Regions from separate parts of the Mus musculus genome. Here region 1 is linked to region 2. The links are chromatin loops, found by intact Hi-C in ENCODE. Cell type or tissue: left cerebral cortex. All regions are shown on one strand.

Region 1 (5,000 bases), 56 kb before region 2:
GGTTCTATCAGAATCATAGAGAATATTTGATTTTGAATGCTACTATTCAATAAATGTAATATATTTTCATTTTAAAAATGACTGGTAGCATTTCACTTTTGCAAATCTTGTGCTTTATTTTTGACTTTATATATATATATGTGTGTGTGTGTGTGTGTGTTTGTGTGTGGGTATGTGTATGTGTGCACTTGTGCAACATGGTATATATGGGGAATTCAGAAGATAACTTGCAGAGTCTGTTCTCTTACATTCTGTGGGTCCCAGAGATCAAACTCAGGTTGTCAGGGTTGGTGGCAAGCCCTATAAGCCTTTCAGCCACCCCACAGGCCTTCCTCTCATGTTTTACATGTGACACTATTTTAGGATTGGATGGCCCTTTGAAGGTGAGCAAGTTTTTAAACACATAGCCTGTAGGTGACTGTGTTCATTTATCTGGTTCCTACTGTTCCCTCCTGTGTTTCTGGGGGTTTAGTAGTCTCACTGGGGTGCAAACCTGACTGTGGTGGGGGGACACTCCAACCAGGGGCCTGTTGGAAGGCTGCCTGTGGCCGGCATGGAGCACTGTCCTTCTCACCAGATCAGGCGCTGCTGTGGGGGCTGTTTGCTTCAGTGGGTTGCAGACTGTCCTAATTGGATTATGGGGAGAAAGTCCTTGGCACCTCTCCCCTGCTCTTTATCTTCCTGGGGACAATCCTTTTAGGTGTCTGGAGCTGACACTCATGTCACTTTCACACTCAGCCCCTGTCCTGGTTCCCTCTGGGTCCCTCAGCTGTGCCTTGTGATTGGTGTCGGTGCAGCGTATACCTGGCTGCTTTGTCCTCCCAATCCTGCCCCACGGTACCGCTGTCCTCCTTGAATACCGATCCCAATCAGCTGACATCTGATGTGACAAGTGAGCACCTTGCCTTCTATGGCTTGGCTGTCTTACTGTTATGCACCTAGTCGTAGCCACACTGTGCGTCTTCTGTCTCCTATTAAGTTTAGAGGTGACCGGACCCAAGCCTGTCTCTGCAGCTTCTCCTTGAGTCTCCTTCCCTGTTCTTAGGTCTGGCTTTCCATCTGTCTCTGTTGGGTGCTGTGTTGCTCAGTAAGGCCTCCTGTAGGCATTATTTTGGATACTCAGTCCTGTGATAATCATCTATGCAGTGGGATCATTATTGATCAATGTCCTCTCCCAAATCACTCATAACAGACATTTCTTTTTATTTATTTATTCACTTTACATTGCAGTCACAGCCCCGCTTCTTCTCATTCTTCCCTCCTCTCAGTCTCCCCCAACAACCCCTTCTTCTCCTTCCCCTTCTCTTCTGAGAAGGGGGGAGACTCCCCCTGGATACCAGTCCACCCTGGAACATCTGAAGAACTAGGCACATTCTCTCTCAGTGAGGTTGGACAAGGTCAGTTAGGGGAACAGGATCCATAGGCAGGCAACAGAGTCAGGGACAGCCCTCTCTGCAGTGCTTGAGGACCCACTTGAAGACCAAGCTGCAATCTGCTACGTGTGCGTGTGTGTCGGGGGGGTAGGTCAGCCCATCATAACAGCACTTTGTCAGTTCTTAGGGACCATCCTAGCTTGGACCTTGTTATTCTGTTTCTGGATCCATCCAGTTGTCCTCACAGCCAGCTCACCTCAGATGGGACTGTGTCCTTCCCTTACTGGCATCCAGTCTACATCAGTGTATGAAAAATTCCATTCTGCCGGTGGATTAATCCCTTCCCAAGGCCACTGAGAACCGTGAGAGGGAAAGGAACTAACTGAATAGGGAAGCTCTGAGAGATGGGCAGGTGCAGAGAGCAAAACCGTCTCTAGGTCTGAGGAACAGGGCTGCCGGTAAGGCAGGGGTTGAGCTGAGGAGAGGATGTTGCAGGTAGAGAAGGACTGTCTGATGGGAGCTGTCTTTATAGGCAGGGAAGCACGTAGACTAGACAGCTCACTAGGTTAGGCTGTGAGTGCAATGGATCTGTAAAAGTGCCCTCTAATTTGTGCAGTGTGTGACTCTCACTTATTACTGTCCTAAATAGCTTCGTGTATCAGATATCTGTTTTGAGTGGATCGGAAAGAGAGCTTCTGTTTTCACTTGTGGATGCTCCTGTTAACAGGCTAAGCTAAGTTAGAGTCATAGTGTATGGTGACATTTACATTGCCTTTGACAATTAAATGCCCCTGGAAACTAGCTAGTTCATTTCTGAAGGCAGCGGAAGTCATGCCCTGGCCAGCAATGCAGCCTTGGGGTGACAAGAGCTGGAAGAAGCTGCCTGAGCCCTAGGGGTGGGAGTGGTGAGTGGGTGCCCATAGAGCCATCTGTCTGCTTAGGTCTGTTGTGGGAAGACACACGGACAAGACTCAGACACACCTATGGGGCTAGATGGGCTGTGCCAGCTGCTGAAGAGATCCACAGTGTCTGATTCTCTCCCACATTTAAAACAAAGAAGGGAGTTATAATCTGAATGGCCCTGTCTTCTCCAGTAGCCCAACTGCAGGCTGCCACTGACTGTGGGGAGGTTGTGTGCTGGCTGACCTGCAGCCGCTGCATAGTCAGGATGGTGTGACTCTAAAGGGGGTGAGGTGAAGCGAGTGTGTATGGGGTTGGCCTAGGGCAGGTGAGGCCCAGTGAATCTGCACAGGCAAGTGGACACAGCCTCTCTAGCTGTGTGGTCTGTGACACTTGCCCAGAGACTTCCAGTTGGATTCCCATAGGAACAATGCATGATACACCCTGAGATCTGCAGGAGAGCCTCAGGGCAGGTGGTCTCTGAGGTTCAGGGTGGGAAACGTGGTATAAGAATTTGTGGTTGCTGGAGGAGGATAGGGTCCTGAGGCACGCCAGGGTATGCAGGGCCCGGTGAGGTATGGGGGAGTTCAGCCAACTTAGAGAGAATAAAGGCTTCCATTCCCTAGCAGGGATCCTGCCTTCTTCCCTTTTGCTCTTGGCTGTAGGCCTGGCCTGTTGTCTATCTGTGCTACAGTGTGGATAGTGTCTGAGAAGCCTAAGGGATCCCCAGGCCTGATTCAGGTGTATATGTGTGTGTGTGTGTGTGTGTGTGTGTGTGTGTGTGTGTGTGTATGTGTGTTTTTCTTGGTCTTAGAGGAAGGAGAGTTAGAGGTGTGCTTGGGAAGGTAGCCCATAGCTCTGTGTAGGGAAGAGCTTTGCACAATAGAACACAGGCTGTAAATAATGCATCTGCCACAGAACTGTGCCCCAGGAAGCCCAACTTCCCTGCACACACTCAGGAGCACATTTCAATGCAGAAGCCACAGGAAGAGCGTCCTCATCTCTGTCTTTTATCATCAGTTTCCAATCAAGAATCACAGCAGCCCATGTCCTGGGGCTCCAGCCTGCTGCCTGTGGGGAACAGAGTTCTCCAGAGAGTGTGCTGCCGAGCTGAGCCATGAGATACAGTGGCTCTGCATCCAGTCTTTGGAGCTGGCCACATGCAGATGAGCAGCTTTTCTTAGGGGAAAAGACAGAGCTGTCATCTGGGCTAGTCTGATGTCCCTTGTTTCTATAGCTACGGTAAATGTAATTACCAAAGAGTAACCCTTTGCGGGTTTCACTGTAACCTCAGATAGCTAATGACATTTACTGGGTTTCTAGCAATCGGGGACAAAATGCTCATTTTGAATCTAACACGAGTAATGCCATTTTCCATCTTAGTTAAGTACTTTGTGTCATAAAAGAGTTATCTGTACAGCGCCCTTGGTTCTGTCAGTAAACATATTACAAATGTTATCACCACTTATTTTCTGGATGAAAGATATGGTGAAGCCCCAAAGACATGGCTCCTCCTTTGCATCTATGACTTTGCTTGGAGACTCAGAAAATCCAGCATGAAATCCTCACAGAAGGAATTTAGACCATGCACCGGTATCACACATGCACCAGGGACCCTGGAGGTAGTAACATTCTTAGGGAATACAAGCGAGGTAAATGCATTCTTCCTCCACGACACCACCACGGACGGCATTAGGAGATGTCATTTGCCTGCTGACAAAGGTGAGGGGTGCTGAGTGTCTTTGGTGTAGAAAAATGGTCGTCACTACTACTTGTTAGAGGAAGATAGGTTTCCTCTGTTCCTGGGCATATGGAATTTGCACACTAGAGTAGAGTTTGTGTCAGACCACATATTCATTCACGTGCTTTAAGGATCCATCTGTACAGATTTGTAAATAACCATCATGGTGCGGCATGATGGGTGCGTTCATAGAGGGACATACCAAACCTGCTGGAGTCGGGAAAGCAGTGTGGGGCATGAACTGCCTAGGGGAGTCTCAGAAGGCCCCTGGGATTGTAAGGTTTGGTCAGCATCTGAGACAGTAGTTCTCTACCTCTGGGTTTGTGATTCCTTTGGGGGTTGAACAACCCTTTCACAGGGCTTGCCTAAGACCATAGGAAAACACAGATTTACATTAAGATTCACAACACTAGCAAAATTACATTTATGAAGTCGCAATGAAAATAATTTTATGATTGGGATTCATTGCAACGTGAGGAACTGTATTAAAGGGTCATAGTTAGGCAGGTCGAGAACCACTGATCTAAGAGGATCTGAGTGACTTGAACATCCTGGGGCTGAAGGGAGAGGTGCAGAGTGGTTGTGAACTTAAAGTTCTTCTAGAGCCAAATCTTAAGTCTCAGTTAGGCTAGTGGTCTGTGGTTGCCCTGCTTGCTTTAGAGGTCCCAGGAGCAGAAGAGTCCCAGCAGGCCTGGCGTTCAGCTGGAGATACATCCAGCTTAGACTTTGCTGCTTAGTACTAGATTTCAGGTACGGTCAGAGCCTTGTATAAAATGAGGACAGGCAGATAGACAGACATGCTCCCTCAAGGGACAATAAGAACACAATGCGTCACAATGCAGGTGCCTTGCTCAGCACATGTTTCGCTGTTTCTGGTGAATTCCTTGAGTGGCCACGAAAGCATCCAGGCTCTGGAGGGTTTGTTTTGGCCTAGCCAGTGCTGTGACATCTGCTAATAGTTGAGCAACAAATTCTAAAGTGCAAGG
Region 2 (5,000 bases):
TTTAACCATATCTGGGGATGTCCGAGGGAAGCACCCTTCTCTTCCCATCTCCTGCAGAGAAGAATCCTAAGCGCCCCCCAACCTCTGAGAAGGCTCCTTCCTCCGCCGGTTCCCTGGTTTCAATGAGTGGCGAAACTGTTGCTAACACAGCGTGATGGCCTTGGTGCTGCTGAGATTTGGATGATCAGTTCGGCTACTCTCAAAGGACTCCGTTCCACCCTGACTTGACTTTTCCTGGGCAGGCTGATGACTCTGTCTGATTTTTCATTTTCTCATTTTGATAGGGAGGATAATAAAAACGCCCACTTCAGAGGGTTCCTGTGAGGCTAAAATGAAATGATGGATTTGAGAATGGCACAGATCCCTGAGGTCACAGACTGTTCCTCATTTTCTTGCTCCTCCTGGGCTGCCCTGAGCACTCGGCCTGAGGTTTAGGTAGGCACACAGACACTGAGCAGACGGTTCTGGGAGGCCTGGAGTCTGGTGTCCCACCTCTGCCCTGAAGGCAGTGCATTCTGAACTGTAGTGGGGAGCAGGGTCTGCTCAGGTAGGAGGCAGCTGTGTATACAATGCCAGGGCGAGGGGCTGGGGAGGTATCTCCGCGGGCAAAGTTCTTGCTGCTTAAACATGAGGACTTGAGTTTTATTCCTAGCAATCCATGTAAAACCAACACAGTGGTACACATGACATCTGTAACCCAGTTTTGGGCAGGGAGAAATACAGGTAGATCTGGGGGTTTTGTTGCAGTATGAAGCTAGAACATTTTATTTTGGTGGCAGCTTCTAATCTAAGTACCAGTGAGGAGGCGTTGGCAGGGGTAATGGGGCCACTGAGTACCAGAGGTCAGGCCATTACTACATGGGCAGTATTGTGTCTCCTCTGCCAGCATCTCTGAACCCTCTTCCTTGCTGGGAGTTACCCTGTGATGAATCTGGCTTGGTGGCCAGTAATCCGTGTAAGAGGGCTGCGACTCTGAAACCAGCCTTCATTGTCTAAGGGCTGGCAGTGCCACAGGAACCTGGACACATGACTTTTGACTTAAACTCTTATGGATATAGTTTCTCCTTGCTTATTCATGTCTCTACTTAATGCACACACCCAGAGAGGATCTATAGATGCTTCCGAAAGTGCTGAAAGACGGTGAGGTTAAGAAGCAGCAGACTTAGGAAAACAAGATGGTGGCTGCAGCCGAAAAGGCTGTGCTGGCTGGGAGGGCGATGGGCATGCCCGTGGTCATTTGTCTAGGAAAGCATGGACAAACAGCGGTAAAGATGTCAGTAGTGAGACAGAGTGGATGGTGGCCCCAGCTTGCCTCTGAAGCCAGTGAAGAGGGGAGTTGGATTTGCATTTTCTCAGGCAAACATCTCACAGCCTTGCTAGGACAGATTAGAACTCTTCGTTTTAGGTGGGGATGGTAGAGCATCAGGCTCTGCCTCTGTGGAAGGGTTTTTTTTTTTTTTTTTTTTTTTTGGCCTGGTCCAAAGGTCCTAGGATCTGTTCCTGGTCAGGCCAGCATGTTTGATATATAGTTGTTCATTAAGTTCAGCATCCCACCTGTGCACACCAGTTCTATTGGCCATGGGCCTATGGATGGCCACTGCTTGGAGACCTGAAGGGAAGCAGAGCTTGGGATCAGTATATCCCAGTGTGATCTAGACACCATCTACGACAGAGGCTGTGAAATGTATCACAAAGCTGCGTTAGTGCTCAGGACAGTTCTGTAAGTATGAGGGAGCCTGACGAAGTGAGGAGTGCTGATCAGGAGTGGAGGATAATGTGGGGTGTCAGGGTTACCTTGTGTTTCTAGGGTGATGGGAAAGCAAAGAGAGATTATTACTTGTTTTTATTTTGGGCTTTGGAATAATTTATTATTTTGTAAGTTATGCACAAAATGATATTATTGCTGAAAAAACTTGCATGTGAAAAGTAGCTCCTTGCCTTCCTGTAGTGCTCTCTAGAGGAATAAAGCCACTTGCTGGGCATGCAGCATGGATACACGGGTGTCCCCATCCTAGGCCTGGCACAGCAGACAAACCGGCAGGACAGTGTCACCTATATTGTAAAAAAACCCCGATGTATTTGTATATGTGCGTGTGTGTGTCTGTCTCTGTCTCTGTCTCTTTCTCTCTCTCTCTGTTTGTGTGTGTGTGCAGGCTCCAGAGGTCAGAGGAGGGTGCTAATTCCCCTGGAGGGCTGGGAACTACACACCAGTCCTCTGAAAGAGCCACAAGTGCACTTAACTCCTGAGCCATGATGTCTCCATCCCACCTTTGAGACATTTCTTACCTGGACTTCTGGGCTCTGGCTCCTCGTCCCTGGCTTGTTTCTCTTCCCTGCTCCATGCTTGCTCTGCAGCCTTCCACCAGGTGGACAGCTGTGATCTTTGTTTGTCTACTTTGTCAGTTCAGCATCCTATTGTGCCTTGCTGTCGCACAATACCGTGGTACACCCTGCATAGACATCTCTGTGAGCATATGTCTCTGGGGATTAGTTGCTAGAAAGCCGAGATGCTGGATCACAGGAATGCTTTTCAAATTCTAAGACTAGACGAAGGTGGTGAGATGCCAGTTCCCTAAATAAGGCGGCAGGAGGAGCGCGGGACCTGTTCTGGTTCTTGTTTTTCTCGGGGACACAGAGGGTGCTGACTTTTGGGGTGCCATGCTGTTGAAGAGAACTGTCATCAGGCAGGACAGCAAACCCAGCATGCAGAGTTAGAGAACCAGAGGAGATGAATCTGGGGTCCTCTGTGGTCTACAGTAGCTTGGGGGAGGAGCAGGTTTCGGATAGAGTCACTTGTAGCATTGTGTGTAGGAAGCAGGTGGTGAGGAGAGATAATCCCTGTGTGTCCTATCCTGAGGGACCTCATCTCTTTAGTATGGGGAGGCACCCTGACATGAGGTTCCAGAGGAGAGGTACTGGGGTCTCAGACATTGTGGCCCAGGGCTGAGGAAAGGCTGACATAAGCACACAGCTCTAGACTGAGCTGCACAGCCCAGGCTCAGGATCTGGACACACACATTAATTTGGGGAATAGAATCAAGGCACTCTCAAGGATAGCCAGAGCTGGTTTGAGCTGAAACAGGCTGCATCTATTGGCTGTGGCAGGAAAGGTGCTTAGCTCTGGGTCCTGCACAGGGAAATGCCTTTGGGTGACTGAAGAAGGCATGAGCTGTGCCTCCCCATGCTTCCCAGAGGCACTTGGTTCAGCTTCACTGATGGTTCGTAAACAGGTGATGTGTCCTGCAGAAGAAGACTAAAACATTCACTGTGTAGTTGCTCTGTGCCAAACCCAGCCCGATCTGCAGCTCAGTCTCGCAGCCACTCAGCAAGGTAGGCCTCTGCCAGCAGCGCCTGCCTCTCGGCTCCAGCTGCCAGTGAGGATTTAAACTGCAAACCCGTATTCTCATTCTCCTGACTGCCCCCACCCCCTAACATGAGCTACAGGTGGGTGTGTTCTGGGCACTGTGCCCTGGCATGCAGAGGGAGGCAGGGGATGGGCAGGCAAGCATCTCAGAGTATCTGAGACAGGAGAGGTTGGAGTTGCTGGGGTGGCATTTTCTGACTGTCATGCCCTCCCTCTCCTTATAGTCTCTGCTTCTTGTCACCCCACATTTTTGTAACTCTTAAGAGTTCTATGATATGATAATTTACAAAGGGGCAGTCACAGTGGGGAGCCAACAGGCTGGGGCTTAGGATTTAGGAGGCTCATTCTTACTGTGGAAACTTGTGGGATTTTGTTAGGAGGGTCACATGGTTCTCTGACATTGCCAGTGTCACCATAGATTCTTATCATCTAGATCAAGTTCAGTATGCTCTTGGAAAGTCAACCTTTTTGTTATTGAAAAATGAGCAGGTCACACAAATGTGCATGCCAGCTGTCTTTAGGTACACAGAACCGTGGCAATGAGCACACACAGGTTGTTGGATAACATCACTAACACCCATCTCTAGAACTGTCTCATTTTCTCCAGCTGATACTCAGTGCAGGCCCTGGTGACTACCACTCTCCTCATTTCTATGCATTTGACCATTTTAGGCTCCTGTGCTGACACCCGTGTCTGTGTTATATTCTCTCTTCTGAGTGACTGAAGTGGGTTTCTCTGCCTGCCTGGGCCCTACATGGTGCATATCCCTCACTGGTACATGAAGGTCTCATGACAAGGATGGGAAGAGGTCCAGAAGGATGCAGAGTCTCCCTCTCCTTTGGACCCTCATGCCCGTGATGTGGTCCCTCAGGATAGGACACACAGGAGTGACCTCTCCACACCCTTTTCACCAACTTTTGTCATGGGCTTCTTTCACTTAGCATAATTTTGAAGCCTCAGCCTTGTTGTAACATGTGTCGGCCTCTCCTTTTAAAGACTGAATACATTCCATTATATGGTGGGCCACACCCATCTGTCCATCCATCCATCCATCCGTCCATAGACACGTTGGGTGCTCCAGCCTACTGTCTAATGTGTTTTCTTAGCCAGTTGAGACTGTGTCTCTAGATCCTCATGGATAGCCACCTGATGTGGAGGTGTCCCATGTTGGTGTACATGTGTGTGCACTGTGGATTTACATGCTATACTTCTTATATAGATAGCATCCACACATTCCTCAAAACTTCCCAGGTCATCTCCCTTAAACTCATTGCCCTTCCAATGGCTCTTCTTCAGAAGTTCTTGTCTTTTTGTATATCCCATGTGTTACTTACCCTTCCCAACCTCTTTTCTCATCACTCCTGTGCTCCAAGGCAAGGGGAACAACTTCTATTCCATCACCCAGAGGGGAAGATTTAATATGGGGAAGCCTGACAGATATCATCCCAGATGGGGTGGAAGCACTCAAGCTAACTCTGGGTGGTTGCCAAGACTTCAGTGTTGGAGGGATGAGTGGAAGAACTGGTCCTAGAGTCAGGACCATGTGGCAAGAGCTGCGATCTCATAGAGGTGCCATTTCAAGGATGCTGGCAGCATGAAAAATCCCCAGCTACAGCCCTCCACAGCAGACTTAGA

The links. Hi-C counts contacts between places; a loop is a spot of excess contacts. Peaks named below come from ENCODE experiments on the same cell type or tissue, not always from the same donor. Only the 100,000 strongest peaks of a DNase experiment are listed, where the experiment ranks them.
Region 1: it touches region 2 in a loop (4-fold over the local background); 1 of 42 quality-filtered maps calls a loop at or near these places.

Annotation. Positions count from the first base shown.
Region 1 is chr14:34,900,654-34,905,653 of GRCm38, forward strand. All of the region lies in intron 2 of Grid1 (glutamate receptor, ionotropic, delta 1), which reads left to right. Among named protein-coding and RNA genes, the nearest start is that of Mir346, 8.5 kb to the left of the region's middle. In left cerebral cortex, no CTCF peak of the experiment used is centred here; a DNase peak (open chromatin) is centred at 2,280.
Region 2 is chr14:34,957,026-34,962,025 of GRCm38, forward strand. The region is part of intron 3 of Grid1 (glutamate receptor, ionotropic, delta 1); the gene reads left to right. Among named protein-coding and RNA genes, the nearest start is that of Mir346, 65 kb to the left of the region's middle. In left cerebral cortex, no CTCF peak of the experiment used is centred here; DNase peaks (open chromatin) are centred at 2,543 and 3,394.